2 separate regions of the Mus musculus genome follow, and region 1 is linked to region 2. The links are chromatin loops, found by intact Hi-C in ENCODE. Cell type or tissue: heart. All regions are shown on one strand. Each heading gives the region's core, and the rest is flanking DNA. Links, peaks and the distances in the headings are about the cores only. Region 1 overlaps Gm41262 (a long non-coding RNA gene). Region 2 overlaps Wdr70 (WD repeat domain 70).

The links. Hi-C counts contacts between places; a loop is a spot of excess contacts. Peaks named below come from ENCODE experiments on the same cell type or tissue, not always from the same donor. Only the 100,000 strongest peaks of a DNase experiment are listed, where the experiment ranks them.
Region 1: it touches region 2 in a loop (5-fold over the local background); 12 of 42 quality-filtered maps call a loop at or near these places.

Annotation. Positions count from the first base shown.
Region 1 is chr15:7,456,485-7,464,822 of GRCm38, forward strand. The region is part of intron 2 of Gm41262 (a long non-coding RNA gene); the gene reads right to left. Among named protein-coding and RNA genes, the nearest start is that of Gm41262, 7.6 kb to the right of the region's middle. In heart, for the core only: a CTCF peak has its summit at 3,802 (motif pointing right); no DNase peak of the experiment used is centred there; H3K27me3 peaks cover 2,883 bases.
Region 2 is chr15:8,041,044-8,049,381 of GRCm38, forward strand. It overlaps Wdr70 (WD repeat domain 70), which reads right to left. Exons shown (of 18, transcript NM_001081402.1): 6 at 5,387-5,446; 7 at 1,668-1,801. Among named protein-coding and RNA genes, the nearest start is that of Wdr70, 54 kb to the right of the region's middle. In heart, for the core only: a CTCF peak has its summit at 3,947 (motif pointing left); no DNase peak of the experiment used is centred there.

The DNA of each region.
Region 1 (8,338 bases), core at 192-8,191, 580 kb before region 2:
CTAAGGTCAAATCTAAGTGGATCAAGGAACTTCACATAAAACCAGAGACACTGAACCTTATAGAGGAGAAAGTGGGGAAAAGCCTTGAAGATATGGGCACAGGGGAAAAATTCCTGAACAGAACAGCAATGGCTTGTGCTGTAAGATCGAGAATTGACAAATGGGACCTCATGAAACTCCAAAGCTTCTGCAAGGCAAAAGACACCGTCAATAAGACAAAAAGACCACCAACAGATTGGGAAAGGATCTTTACCTATCCTAAATCAGATAGGGGACTAATATCCAACAATATCTAATAAAGAACTCAAGAAGGTGGACTTCAGAAAATCAAATAACCCCATTAAAAAATGGGGCTCAGAACTGAACAAAGAATTCTCACCTGAGGAATACCGAATGGCAGAGAAGCACCTGAAAAAATGTTCAACATCCTTAATCATCAGGGAAATGCAAATCAAAACAACCCTGAGATTCCACCTCACACCAGTCAGAATGGCTAAGATCAAAAATTCAGGTGACAGCAGATGCTGGCGAGGATATGGAGAAAGAGGAACACTTCTCCATTGTTGGTGGGATTGCAGGCTTGTACAACCACTCTGGAAATCAGTCTGGCGGTTCCTCAGAAAATTGGACATAATACTACAGGAGGATCCTGCAATATCTCTCCTGGGCCTATATCCAGAAGATGTCCCAACCGGTAAGAAGAACACATGCTCCACTATGTTCATAGCAGCCTTGTTTATAATAGCCAGAAGCTGGAAAGAACCCAGATGCCCCTCAACAGAGAAATGGATACAGAAAATGTGGTACATTTACACAATGGAGTACTACTCAGCTATTAAAAAGAATGAATTTATGAAATTCCTAGGCAAATGGATGGACCTGGAGGGCATCATCCTGAGTGAGGTAACCCAATCACAAAGGAACTCACACAATATGTACTCACTGATAAGTGGATATTAGCCCAAAACCTAGGATACCCAAGATATAAGATACAATTTGCTAAACACATGAAACTCAAGAAGAATGAAGACTGAAGTGTGGACACTATGCCCCTCCTTAGAATTGGGAACAAAACACCCATGGAAGGAGTTACAGAGACAAAGTTTGGAGCTGAGACGAAAAGATGGACCATCTAGAGACTGCCATATCCAGGGATCCACCCCATAATCAGCATCCAAACGCTGACACCATTGCATACACTAGCAAGATTTTATCGAAAGGACCCAGATGTAGCTGTCTCTTGTGAGACTATGCCGGGGCCTAGCAAACACAGAAGTGGATGCTCACAGTCAGCTATTGGATGGATCACAGCGCCCCCAATGGAGGAGCTAGAGAAAGTAGCCAAGGAGCTGAAGGGATCTGCAACCCTATAGGTGGAACAACATTATGAACTAACCAGTACCCCGGAGCTCTTGACTCTAGCTGCATATGTATCAAAAGATGGCCTGGTCAGCCATCACTGGAAAGAGAGGCCCATTGGACACGCAAACTGTATATGCCCCAGTACAGGGGAACGCCAGGGCCAAAAAAATGAGAATGGGTGGGTAGGGAAGTGGCGGGGAGGGTATGGGGGACTTTTGAGATAGCATTGGAAATGTAATTGAGGAAAATAGGTAATAAAAATATTAAAAAAAAGAAATACATATTAATTGTTTCCACGACACAGATAAGATTTGAAGATATAAGTAAAATACCCACATTCACTCATGTAATGCATAATGGAGCTGGGATTTGAACTTGTGTCTCCCTGGTACTGGGATTTGAACTTGTGCCTCATTGGTACTGGTCCACGGCACTGTGATGTCAGGGTGAAGACAGTAGAGGAAGGAAGAGGATGGAACCGAGACCTGCTGGTGACTGACTAGATCTGAGGTACCTCAGAGGTTTTGAGCTGAAAATACACAAATGGTCACATGCTGTCTGGGGTACTGAGAGATAACCAGCTAGAATTAGCCACATCGGGTCATACAGAATACAATTTGAATCCCAGAGCAGGGCAGAGGTGGATTAGGGAGAGCACCATATTGAGGCATCAAATTGGGTAGCAGATAGGCAAGTTTGTTTAGAGTCTGTCACGGATTTTAGGGCTTCTCCCCCTTTTAAATAGCTGTTGATACTTTGTCAGTGTTGCCTCTTTTGTTACTTTTATTTCAGATAAAGCCCTTCCAGAGAAACTCACAAGGAACCAGACATGTTTTCAGTGTCTGTCTGTTAGCTTTTAGATGACCCAGACTACTCTTCATTCACGGGAACACTAAATCATCTGCCAAGAGGAGTTTCTCTCGCCAAGTTTTAAACCCGTGCTACAGGAACATGAACTGAGCATGCTCAGTAGTGTGCCGCCTCTATGTGATGATGGGTCTTTCTATATGAATTATACAGCTACACAATGTGGACTGTCAATATCATTTAATACATATTCCACCAACTTAAAGAAACAACTCTTTCCTTTACAGAGACACTAACTTCGTGAATCAGCCCTGGGGCCTTCCCTGTGCAAGCAATGAACTCTCTGCTCTTTTATCTTTTGCTTGTGTTTCCTGGTTTGGTCCTCACCAGGGGCTAAGACCACAGCTTTCAGTCACACATTAGAACCAGGAAACATGGAAGAGAAAGTTACTCTAGTGCTGGATGTGAGAATGCCTGGATTAATTGAGAAAGCAGTTCACCCTCAGTTATAAATGACCCCAAATGTGCTTCTGCATCTGTTTGAGATGATATTTCTTGTGTCTCTAGCGTCACAGAGCGATTTCCGTGACAAGAAACACGTAGATGTGTCAGACAGCTGGACACTCAGCGGTAGATCGTCAGGCAGTCCTGGAAGTGGGTCTGCATTTCTAAGTCCTCACATCAACAGTTCTTATACTTTCCACATTTGTATAAGTAGAACGTGCTGGCAGGGTGTGAAACATTACACACATGCTCTGTTAGTAAATGATGTGCCGGCAGTGTGATTTATGTCCTGTAGGCACACAACTTCCTCTCCTTCAGAAGAGGGCTCTAGACAAGCTAGGGTCTACAAGTGGCTCTGCCAGGGAGTTGAAAGCCCACCAAACTCAAGGACCCAAATCTCCTCGGGTCACCCGAGGCTTTGGCCGGAGAAGCCCGTGGGAACAACCTCTAGAGTTTGATCTGGAGTATGGTCCTTTTTTCTTCCTGTCCTTCTCCACAGGAAGAGGTACTGAGCAATATCCAACTTGTCTCCAGTGCTAACGACTCTAAGCACTCCAGGCTCCTCCAGGCCCATTTCTTAGGACAAGCTCTGTGATAACTAAAATCAGAGACAGCTACCTCCATCTTTCTACATCAAAGAAAAAGAAGAAAAATGGCATAGTATTTATAGCTAATTCAAAACAGCTGAATTGTAAGTATCCCCCTTGCACACAATGTCCATCAGGAGAAGAACATACCCAGATTAATTTAGAAAGCATTTTAGACTAATTTAGCTATAAGTGACCAAAATGTGCTTTTGCATCTGTTTGGGATGACATTTCTTGGGCATGGAGCACTGTGCAGTAATTCCCGTGACAGTAAACACATAGACTTGCTATTTGATAGTTGCATAACTGTGGTTTGCTTTTGCTTGCTCTTGGAGGTGAAGAGCTGGCTGTCTGCTTTTTGTTCCCCCCATCTCACCCGCAGGCGGTGAGGTGGAAGCAACCAAATGTAAACTGCACCAAACTGGGGGTGGAGGTGGGGGTGGGGCAGGAAATAGTTAATATGCCAATTGCATGTAAGATATCTGGTCAGTTTCTCTGAATTGTCTTTCAGCTCAATGTGCCCGAGTGGCAATGCTCATGAATAACCAGCAGAGGGCAGCCACGGCCTCCTAATACACTGGGAAGGCTCTTCCTGCCATCCATGAAATAAGCTTCAGAGAACAAACTCTTGCTTGCATCTCTAACAGTTTCTCCCAAACATTGGATAAGTCACCACACAGTGGGAATAACTCAGGTTGCGCTCTGCTGTCACGTGACTTAGATGGAAGCTCAATTCTTCTATGTTCTAGCTGTGGACTGGCTGCACTTATAGTTAACCTCAAATGGAGACAGTTATAACATCCACTTTATATGTGGGCTTACTGCGAACGTGTAACAAATTAGTATTCATTGTACATCCAGAACAGAGCCCAGTATACAGTGATGTATGGTATGTGTTCTTGTGGCTACAGTATTACATCAGTCTTTGTTTATGTTTCAGAGTCCCAGATAAAGTATCCAAGAAGGAAGTGTCATGACTCAAGAAGGAAGAAGTCAAGGCTTGGATGGGTCTCAGGCCAGGTGGCCAGAAACTACTTAGATGGGGGTGGCTGTGGTCAGGAGGAAGGAGGACAGGGAAGTGTCTCTGAGGAGGGAGGGAGGAAGAAGCAGAAGCTGTCTTGAGTTAGTTCATTTCTTCCCTGAAGTAGTCAGAGACCTGAGCTTGGACCACTGAGGGGTCAGCAGGGGTCTTGCACAAGAAGACCTCCAAGTGAGCAGAAGGCTAGTCTTCTTAACTGTGTTCAAGCAGGATGCAATTAGCTGCAGTTGGGGAGGGCATCCTGGGCGCCTCTCCTCTGGGTGAAAGACAGAGAAAGAACAGGAAATCTTGGTTACCACATAGCCAGCATGGCAGTGGCTGAGGCAGCAGTTAATGTTCTGGCTTCTGAGCAAAACCGAGAATGCAGTAGTAGAGAGTGGTACCCAGCAGGTGGAGTGGGTGGGGTCCACAGCAGGAGAGAAATCTTTCTTTGAGCGATGCTGCAGAGACCCCTGGCTAGGAGTCTGAAGTAAGCGCCAGTAAGTTGTGTATGGTCAGGAACCACATCTTATCTAACCTTCCATTGTAGCATGGCACATCCTTGCCTACCTGACCTCCAAATAACTCTGGCTGGCTGGTGAGATACAACTGAACGCACACTGCACGTTGTTTTTCCTCCTCTGACCCGTTAGCTGATGGCTGCCCACATTTCTGTGCTCCTCTGTGGTTACAAATAGCTCAGCGATGCCCACCCTCCCCACCCAGTCTGGCCTGTACTAGACAGGGAGAATAGGGAAGAAACACTGAATTAAGAGTGAGTATCAGGGCTGTGTTGTTACTGCAGCATAACTCGGCCTGTACTGCCTCACCCCTGTGCGGCCCTTTCCCACACTCAGTGCCCCTTGCCACTTCTCTCAACCCCTCACTTGATACTCTGGCAGGTACAAGGACAGGGACGCACCATCTCAGGTTCCAGATGGTGAAACAGGCCTTCCCAGAGCTTTAACTGTTCAAGGTCCCCAAATCAAAGTGAAGAGGCTGAGACTCGACCTCAAGCCCCAGGACTGTGTTGTTCTTTCCACCTCCCCTCCCTAGCCTGGCACGAAATCCAACACTAAAAACGATAGCCCGACTTGACTAGCCGTGGGCCATGAGTAGTACCACGTTTGTCCCCAAGATGATGGATGTGTGGGTAAAGATGACTGCTTTCACAGACACCAAGGTCAGTGAAAGGATGCTGCTCTTGGGGGTCTCAGGGCCCACCATTGCCTGGGAGGCTCTCTCACTCCAGTTCAGAAACAAGCACCGACATGTCATGCTTCATCCCGTGATCTGTAATGGAGGCCTCGCTGCTCCAGTTCGCTTCTCCGTCATGCCCTATCTGTCCTGCTCCAACCATAATCATCTTGACCTTGAGTTCTCTCCATCTTTGCACCTATACTCCCTTCCTGTCAAATTTTCCTGGCCTCAAGGCTCAGTAACTAGGCGATGTGTTCTCCGCTTAGGAGTTCAGCATAGGCCGTGGCAAGGCTGGAGTCTGCTACTGATTGTGTATGTCATGCCTGGTACTTGGACCTGGCTCTCCGCAGGCTGTATGGGACAGGGGGGCTTCAGAGAGACTCACAGGCTGCAGGATAGGAATCTCAGGGCTGACAACTTTGTTACACTTCCCATCATACCCTGCAACTGGCAGCCAGTTTCACCAGCCAAGGATGGCTTTCTGCTTCTACCCATCCTCCACTGCCCACTTTGAAGGGATCAAAGAGCCCCGTGTGTTTTTCTAATCTCCCTAATCCTCGTCACTATTCCAGCGAGGACACAGGTATCATCACTGCCATTTTTCAGATGAAACGAAGGCCCAGACACTTTTAGTGACAGACCCAAGGTCACCCCCACTGGCTGGTGTCGGGGCGGCGACGGGAATGGAACCGAGGCGGCTGCCCTCCCAAGCCGTCGGCCTCCATTAGACCCCGCTGTCCCTTTGGACTCCCCCTGCTGTATTAATTGAATATCAGGTTCTTCTTCACTTCCTGCCCGAAACAGAGCAACAGCTGCCGCTCGTCCTCCCGAGCCGCTGGCTGTACTTCAGTGGTGGGTGAAGCTATGCTGGGATAGAAAGTGGGCGAAGCCTTTCAGGATAAAGGGGTCATCAACACGGAAGGTATAAAAGAGATGGCTTGACTTTACTGCTCTTCCTGACTTGCAAATGACATCATGACGGGACCAGGCTAAGAGGGAAAACGGCTTAGGAGGGTGAGTATGAGAGTTGAGAGGGAATGTGGAGGAAAAGGAAGGAAGGAAGGAAGGAAGGAAGGAAGGAAGGAAGGAAGGAAGGAAGGAAGGAAGGAAGAGAAGTCAAGATGCACTTGCCATTGGATAAGAAACTTGGTTAAGAAACAGGGCAGTAGGGGACAATATTAGTGGTATGGGCCCTGCAGTGTGTGTGACATTGGTGGCCTAGGTTGAGATTCTTTCCTTAAGGATGAGGCTGTAGAGTTCTAGCAGCACTTGCAGACCAGAGGACAAAGATTCTCTTCCTCCTACTCAGCCAATTGCTTAGCGCCTATGCCTGTGGAAAGAAACTCCAGGGTACACAGAATTACTTGGGCTACAAGGTGAAAGCAATAGTTCCTGAGCCTTATCCTGAGAGGCTGGGGCCCAGGACAACTATTGATTGCTGTGTAGGGCCCACCCAGGGGAGACGGTCAGTGGCCATCCATGGTCAAGAATCTCTGCACCTGTCCCCACACACACTACACTACAGAGAGGCCCTTTCGTATGAAGAATCAGTGGTATGACCCCAGGACGAGCAGCCCACTTGTATCTGGAGGTCCTGCCTCTTCTGCTGATTTTGTGGAGCAGGTCCCGAGGCCTGTCTGCAGTCTGCAGGCTGAGTGGGGCTCCTCCTGCGGTTTCAGTGCCCAGAGGAGATGGGAGGAGAAGGGACTTTTGCGTCCTTGGAAATCTGAGCAGTTTAGTCTAGGCCAGGAGGAAATTGAAAAACTTCCCAACCAAAACGTTGACTTCCCGAAGAGATAAAAAGAAGCCCAGGGCCATAAAACTGGGCCAGCACCCAGGACCTAGAGGTCAGGCCAGAGGCCAGAGGGGAGTCATCACATCCAGGGGAATGCAAGACACCGGTCCCTGGCCATCAGCTTCCCTCACTGTCGGCCCACGGAGCCAACATTCACATAGCAGATTTTCAGTGCCTGGGACTGGGGAGTCTATGTCACCCACACACAGGGAGCAGGAGGAGCGAGCATTCAGACCAGGACTCAGGGCCAGCTGTCTGCCTCTCTGGGTCCTACAAAGTGCTGTTCCCCCTGGAAACCAGCTTGAAAAGTTCATCTCAGAAGATTGCAAGTCAGCAGAGAAGACAGTAAAGAGCTGGTGGCTTGTGAGGACCGGAAGGACACAGGATGCCTCGTGGGACCTGTGGCTGTGCACCTGTGCTCCATATTGTACAAGCAGTTTTTGAGGTGACAGCTATAATCATCCCCCAGAGACACGCCAAATACCCAGGAAGTCATGAATTATGACTCCCCAGCTACCCTGAAGAATGGCTCAGGACCCCTCCTGCTACCATTAGGGGCGTTTCTCATTTTAGTGTGGTGGGTAAGCTTTCCTAGGCTTCTTCGCACCATTCACCTAAATTTAGGCAAATATCCTGGACCTAGTGCCTGTAACTTCAGCTACTCAGCATGCTGAGGCAGGAGGATTATAGGTTCACGCTACAGAGTTCTCAACTGGCCTGGTAACTTAGTGAAACCCTGTCTCAAAACACAAAGTAGCCGGGGACATTCCTCAGAGGCGAAGCACTTGCCTGGTGTATGAAAGGCTCTGGGGTCAGTCCCCAGCGTGGACTACGGGGGGGGGGGGGGAATGCTGAGAGAGTAGGCTTTATTCTCCCCTCACTAACCCCTACACACACAAATAGGGAGGATGCAGGTGGACTGGGAAGAAGCAAGGCCTCTATTCTTACATTTTCCTGCACTTTAATCACTTATTAGTTACTGTTCTCAATGAGACAAATAGCTGTCCTGCGAAGAGGGGAGAGGTTGGAAAAGTTGTTTTTTGGGGTTTTTTTTGGTTTTGGTTT
Region 2 (8,338 bases), core at 278-8,277:
CTCCCCCGTTGCTACTGTTTGTCAAGTGGTCATGCGCAAACAGGGAAGAAGAAATGGGATATCTTGACAATGAAGACTGGACTTGCCCCAGGAACTTGATGCCCTTAGTCAGCAAGTAGTCTAACGAGATCTATGCCCTGCTTTCCCTCTAACCTTTCTCTCCCACCTGGAGTTGGGGGTTGGAAGGGATGGGGGGGTAGAGTCGGGGGAAAGGATGGTAGATATAAGAACCAATAAAGTAGCCTAAATGTATACCAACAACCACCAATATATAAGCCTCAATGAGATCAATAATCTATGTAGCAAACATGAATAGGTAATAAGTTCATCACTTTTTTTTTTTTTTGGTTTTTCGAGACAGGGTTTCTCTGTATAGCCCTGGCTGTCCTGGAACTCACTCTGTAGACCAGGCTGGCCTTGAACTCAGAGATCCACATGCCTCTGCCTCCCAAGTGCTGGGATTAAAGGCATGCGCCACCATACCCAGCAAGTTCATCACTATTATGTATTACATATTACCAAGTTATTTCTCCACAAAGGTCCTGTTAAGTATGTATATACATACATACATACACATATACATACATACATACATACACATATACATACATACATACACACACATATATATATATATATATATATATAAATTCACTTCACAGTGAAGTGATTCCTTCATTAGTATCAGCAATATTCGCTTAATGTAGGAACCTATCAGTACAGTATAAAGCCTAATCAAGTCTTTACTCTTCTCTGACTGTACTGGGGAGGAGACAAAGGAGTAAAAGGATACCACAAGGAGCAGCATGTGCGACGCCCATATATGGGCAGAAACAGAAAAGGCTGCTATCGGACGCACCTTGTCAAGCCTTTTTAGTGCAACGCTAACTGACCATACAGGAAAGTGACATGGACCACTGCTTGGATAAGGACTGAGTGTGTACCATAAACAAAAACACATTATAAGCCAATTGTGGTGGCATGTGTCTTCAATCTCAGCATTCAGGAAGCAAAGGCAGGGGCAATTCTATGAGTTTAAGACCAATCTGATCTACACTGTGAGTTCCAAAGACAGCCAGGACTACATGGAAAGACCGTGTCTCAAAAAAACAACAAAAACACCACATTACCAAGCCTTATTTGCTGGAATATTTTAAAGTAAAGCAAGGAAGGACTGAGTTCTAAATAGATGTATTTTTAAAAACCAAACAACTGGTAGAAAATGCCTTGAAAACAAAGGTCAAGGGCCAGGAGAGGGCTCAGTGGGGAAAGCGGCCTATGGCCAAACCTGAAGCTCTGTGCTAGATCCCCAGGGCCCCTGTGACAAAAGGAGAGAAACAGCTCCTGCAAGCTGCCCTCATTCTTCACGTGTACACTGGCACATGCACCTACACACATAACACATGAACATATACATGGAAATAATAGATGTATATATAGTTTGTATAATGCATAAAAGATGTGTTTTATATGTGTGTCACATATGTATGTGACATACGTGTCAATGAAGCTAAGGAAAAGAGATGTATGGTTTATTTTCATTTAATAGTTATATAATTTATATAAGTTCAATATTATTCATTGTAGACTGAGTTCAAATGACAACAGCATTACCTCCAAATATAAAAGCCAAAAGCTAACCATGGAGCTGTTAAGTAAATACATACCATTCACAAGGTTGAAGGGATCGAAATGCCTTGAAAGAAGCATCCATTCCAGCAAAATCCCAAAATTTAACATCGTAATCATATCCTCCAGTGACCAAACGGGCACCTGAGGGGTCCAGACCCAGAGCAGAAACCTGTTCAAAACAAACAGATGCAAGCTCACAGAGGAAAGGGGTAGACAAAGCCCACTTCTAGCCTCCAGCACCACTGTGAGAAAGGCACAGCAGATGTGGACCAGCAGCTGGTGCTACTTCTGAAAATGAATGGTAATGAGTTACAGCCTGCAGATTACTTCACTTTATTATACTACTTATCTTGAAATAAAGATATTGTTATCTATGTGTGTGTGGTGTTGCTGTTTGTTGTGTGTGTGTGTGTGTGTGTGTGTGTGTGTGTGTGTGTGTGTGTGTGTGTGTGTGTGTGTGTGTGTTGGAGGAAAGCAGATTCCTGGAATTTACTGGCCAACCACGCCAGCCAAATCAATGGGCTCCAGCTTAGTAAAGGAAGATAAAGAGCACCTGAGGAAGACATTTACTGTCTGTCCCAGGCTTCTATGTGCACACACACATATGTACACCTGCACATGTGAACCAGTGTACACACACACACACACACACATGAAACATGAAAATTTTATGTAAGTCAGTTGGGTATGGTAGCACATGCCTTTAATCCCAGTACTCGGGAGGCAGAGGCAGGTGGATCTCTGAGTTCCTGGATAGTCAGAGTTACATAGTGAGATGCTGTCTTTAAAAAGAAGAAAGGAAGGGAGAGAGGGAGGGAGGAAGGGAGGAGGAGAGGGAGGGAGGGAAGGAGGGAGGAGCAGAGGGAGAGAGTGAGAAAGGGAGGAAGGCAGGCCGGCCTTATACATAATTCAAACAATAAGACAGGGCAACAAATATGAGATATTTCTTCCTCTATCACAAAAGAACAACAAAGTAAATCTTTAAGTTTACTGTGCTACTAAAAGCAAAAAGATAACACACTCCAGGGCAAAACAACAAGATGATAGAGTTTGTTCTTGATATTTTTCAAGGTAACCGTGGTGGTCTTGTTCTAAAGGAGCCATTTTGGGGATTGGGGACAGTTTTTCGGGGGTACTTAGTTTTTTGTTTTGTTTTAAGCAATGTTTCAATAGGTAGACCTATTGGAACTCAACCTGAGATGTTCCTCCGGCCCTGCCTCCGCTGTGCCAGGGTTATAAGCATGCATTCTCAGCTTGGCTTCAAAAGGATGCTTTCAGGGCGAGCATTCAGACAGCAGGGTCACTGCCGATGCTTATAAACTTCACTAAAATATTAAAGCATTATTCCAAATAACCAAGGATACGAAAGTCTGTAAGACAGAACACAGAATTCAGTGCGGACAAAATAATCTGCCCCAGTTAGAGACTGTGTCTTCCCACAGATTAAATTTAATTCTCAAACCCTGGGTTTCCAAGAGTTAAAAAAGACAGAAAGTTTAACTAATTTTTCAGTGTATTTTAATCACAGATATGTCAGTATAATTCAACAGATACTTACTATAAACATATTATTGAAGAAATAATTATTTTTTAATTTAATTATCATAAAATGTAGAAACAGGTATCAAACTATTCGGAATGATGGTCTAGAGTATTCTGTCTGACCAGGACACAAAGTAATTTAGGCTTTCTGTTTTAGCTTTCTCCCCCAGGCCATACTTTTCTCCCTCCCCTTTCCTCCCTCCAAACCTCCCATATCTTGCTTCCTACTCCCCTTCAGACTCATGGCCCCTTTCTTTACTATTGCTAGTGTATTCATATATGTTTCTTTCAACCCAGCCTGAGAACAGGCTCTAGCATCTTCAACTTCAGCTCTCTCCCTCGCTCTTTAAAGGACATTCATCATTTTCTCAGTCTTGAGCTTCACATGTGAATCTAGAATTAGGCAATTTATTTGACCTGGCATCCAACTAACTGTATAAGTGCTTGAATATTTGACAGTTTTTTCTTGTGATTAAAGCGAAGTATTTTAAATACTGTTTTAATTTAAATTGGTTATAAAATCATGCCCCAAGGGAAATTTAATAAAAAAATTTTTTAACTCAAATTAAATCATTGATTTTATATTTTCCTTCAAAATTTAAAAGGAACCACTACAAAATTTCTACTTTTAAATAGTTCAGTCTTGGGCTGGTGAGATGGCTCAGTGGGTAAGAGCACCCGACTGCTCTTCCGAAGGTCCAGAGTTCAAATCCCAGCAACCACATGGTGGCTCACAACCATCTGTAACAAGATCTGGCGCCCTCTTCTGGAGTGTCTGAAGACAGCTAAAGTGTACTTACATATAATTAATAAATAAATAAATAAATAAATAAATAAAAATAGTTCAGTCTTTTTGTTAGATGGCCAAAACATCAATTTTAACTATCACTATGAGCAGTTCATTGAAGAAATATGCAAAGATAGATATGCTTATAGAGAAATGTATGAGTTTGATATACTTATAAACAGTGGAAAAGGAGAAAATCTAAAAGCAATAGCCTAACCTTCCACTCTTAAAAACTATCAAAAGCAACGGAAGCATAAAAGGGAAGCCGAAAGTTCAGAGTGGAAAGTGAAACACAAGAAGTTTGCACACACAGAAAAGGTCACAGACAGTCTGGTCTACAAAGTGAGTTCCAGGACAGCCAGGGCTACACAGAGAAACCTTACCTCAGAAAAAAAAAAACAAAAAAAAAAAACAAAAAAAAGAAAGAAAAAAAAATGAAAAGGTCACAGAGCTAGAACAGTTGGTTCTGTGAATTTTTCAAAGAAAATAAGAAACCTTTATTAGACTAAATAAGCAAAAAAGAAAGAATTCCTAATACTGGGATTGAAAGAAAGAATCTACTATCTGGGGCTGGGAGGGTGGGTCCGCAGTTGCAGGACTGGCACTAGAGTATCAGAAGGATGTGAGTTGCTGAGTTGCTGTGTAGGGAAGAGGGTTGAACCCAGGGCCACTGAAGCATCTCCCCAGCCCCACAGGATTTTTAAGCAATGTTAATAAGAAAATAACAACAACAGTTCTCAGCTATTTGGGAGAATGCGCCTACTTCTAAAAATCTGTCAAGACCGTTTAGACTCAAAATCTATTGAAAACCACAAAGTATATTTTAATGTAACATTTATGTACATTGACACTAAACACTAGAAATGAGAATTTTCATTTTATTTAAAATGACATTAAACTGATTATATTTAACAGAGATGTGTATAAAACAAATCTTTACAAGGGAAAAGTGCCTGTGGAGTGAATACACTATGTTAAGACTCCCATCGATCAATTCCCACAGTTCTGGATCTACCTCCACTGAATGTTGTCTTTCTTGACTGCAATAATGTTGAAGGCAATGGCAAGTTTCCCAAAACTATTAAAAACAGAACTGAATGTGTCACTTTATAATGGTCCTGTTTCCCAAGGAAAGAGGATCTTAAAGCCAACAATAACAATGACAGTAAGTGGACCCCAGGAAAATGAAAGGTGCTGCTATTTTGATTGACCGTGAAAAATCATCTTTCTAGTTTTTCATGATGTCTGTAGCTTTCATCAGTTGACCTTAGCAGCATGGTCTCAGGCTGTGTGTGTGTGTGTGTGCGTGTGTGTGTGTGTGTGTGTGTGTGTGTGTGTGTGGTGTGTGTGTATTATACCTTATCAGCTGACTGGTCCAGAAAAGCTCTGTTAATAAAAAAAAGAACAAGAACATTTTAAACTTACTGTTTTAGTGCCATGCCTCAGTGTTATCTCATGCGAGTCAGGAATCCTCTGGACAGGGTTCTGAAACAAGAAGATCCCATTACATCAATGAGTAAGATGATATAAGTGAGGACCCACACAGACACTATAGGGAAGACACTTCTGTGTGTGTCCCTGGGCCCAAGGGCTATCCAAGACAAGCATTCTACCACTCACTGAGCTACATCCCAGTCCCTCAGTCTCTTCCCTTCCCTGTCTCTGCACCCCAAATGTTAGAACCACAGGCATGAGCCACTGCTCCTGGCTCCAAGAAATTCTTTAGGTTAAATGAAATTATTTCTTGTTGTTATTATGTTAAACAATGAACAAGTACCTACTGATAATGTCTGAGAAATTAAGGATTAGTTTTTCCTTTAAGTTATAAATTACATAAAACAAAACAAAACAAAGCAAACCTGAAAGCTTCTATCCAGGCCAGTGAGACAGCTCAGTGTGTAAAGCACTGGGCCAAGCCTCACTACCTGAGCTCTAGCCCTGGGCCTCACAGGGGAGAGAATTGACTTCCACAAGCTGACCCCTGACCTCCGCAATATAGCATGGCATAAGCGTGCCCCACACACAAGTAAAATGTAATTTTAAAAAGTGTACATTTACAATAAAGGCCAGTGAGATGGCGCCATTGGTAGGGACACTGGATGGGTCTCCAGGACCACACATAAAGAAAAAGAAAGCGAACTCCCAAATGTCAGCCAACCCCACCCTGTCCCCAGTGTCTGTGTACACATACTGTGGTGTGCTTAGGGAGGTTGGCTGATATTTGGGAGTCCACTTCTATCATAATTTTGTGGGAATAATTTTCAAAATCTCTATAATAAAACTCAAAGAGAACACAGCGAGGGCAGAAGAGATGGCTCAGCAGTTTGGAATCCTGACTGCTTTTTCAGAGGTCCTGAGTTCAAATCCCACAACCACATGGTGGCTCACAACCATCTGTAATGAGATCTGACGCCCTCTTCTGGTGTGTCTGAAGACAGCTAGAGCGTACTTACATATAACAATAAATAGATCTTTGGGCTGGAGCGAACAGGCCTGGAGCGAGCGGGATTGGAGCAAGCCCAGGTCCTGAGTTCAATTCCCAGCAACCACATGATAGCTCACAACTATCTATACAGCTACAGTGTAGTCATATACATAAAACAAAGAACTAAATCTTTAAAAAATATTCTGACAATTAAGATCACCATAACATGGAGGCGGGGACTTTTGGGATAGCATTTGAAATGTAAAATAAGAAAATACCTAATAGTAAATAAATAAATAAATAAATAAATTCAGAGTAAAAAGAAATCACCATAACAATCATGTTGGCTGACAAATTTAAAACGTATTTTTTCATAAATTACTACTCTCAGATAAATAATAAAATAGAAAAATAATTTATATCAAATTCTGGCTGTATCTTACTAAAACATGGTCATTTCTTTCTTCTCTCTCTAGACACATGCATACATTTAATACATAAACAGTACAGATAGAAACCTCCATGTGGAATGTTAAGTCAGTCCTTATTTTAATAAGCATTTATTCAGGGAGGTTATACTACACAGGAGGTTATACTACACAGGAGGTTATACTACACAGGAGGTTATACTATACTAACCTCCCCTTTCAAGAAAGCATATGATCCAAGAGGCAGAGACCATGACCATAATTTAATAAATAAATGACTGTAGTGTGGAGGGGATTAAGTGAGAGATAGAAGAGAGGGATGCATACATCAGATGTAAGAGTACACAATAAGCATTGCATTATGAGTTGCCATTATTGAATCAAATCCTCTTATTTAAGAACAGGGTATTACACTAACATCCTATGTCCATTACAGAGACATCCATTAGAAACTAGCCATGATGGTTATGCCTGGGATTCTAGCAACTGAGAGACTTAGATTAAAGGATCTTGAATTCAAGGCTACCCTGGGCTACATGGTGTTTAAAACCTAACCTGCAGGGCTGGAAAGATGGCTCCTGGAAGTATTTCTCAACACTTCAGAATATGGGTTCAGAAATAGCACATATAAGCTATCCTATGACAATCTCTCATTACTTCAGACACTAACATCATGGGACAGTGTAATGTTACCTAGCCCCTCCTGACCACTCTCTATCCAAACTGCAAAATAGTGTCTTAAAGTGTATATATGTATCTCGCATTTCTGGATCCTCGGGCCACAAAACAGAAAACACATGGCAAACACAGAATAGTTGTGGGAATGAATAAATAATTTTTCATTTACAGTGAAACTTTGGGATTGCTGGTTATGACCATAAAAAGAAGCAGATGCTATTCCACCAGGTCAGTCCAATCAGAGGCAGAGAATAACAATTCCCCAAAATGAAAACCTTGTAAGAAAATTATTCTATCACAACTAAATACAGATCAAGCACTGAGACAGCAGAGAAGTGCAGGCAGAAGGTTCGGGCTATTTCCTCCGAGAGGCTGCTACGGTCTATTACTGCAATAGTTTAAAGAAGGCACTCAGAAACCAGAGGGGAGCTGAATACCAATAAACAAATAGCTGGGGATTTTCAGCTTATTCTAAAACAAAGATACTACTTTAAGATGTAATATTTTCTGAGAAGTATTACACATAACCTATTTCAGAGGTGAAAACATTCCAACAAAAACTCAAAAACAATTAAAAGGCCCAACAAATGGATTTGCGGCTTTCTCCCAATTGAATTATATAGGATTTTCCTGTATCTGGCAATGAATTTAAGCAAGAAAGCATGTATAAGTGCTAAGAACCGGGAGAGCATTTGAAATGTCTCACTTAGAAAGGAATTTATCGTAACCCACATCTCATTTCATAAGTAATACTTAAAAGAAGAAACTACGATAGTCTGCCTCTCATTTCATAACTAATTACTTTTTAGTCACTCAGCAAATAGAAATACCATTGCAAAAAAATAG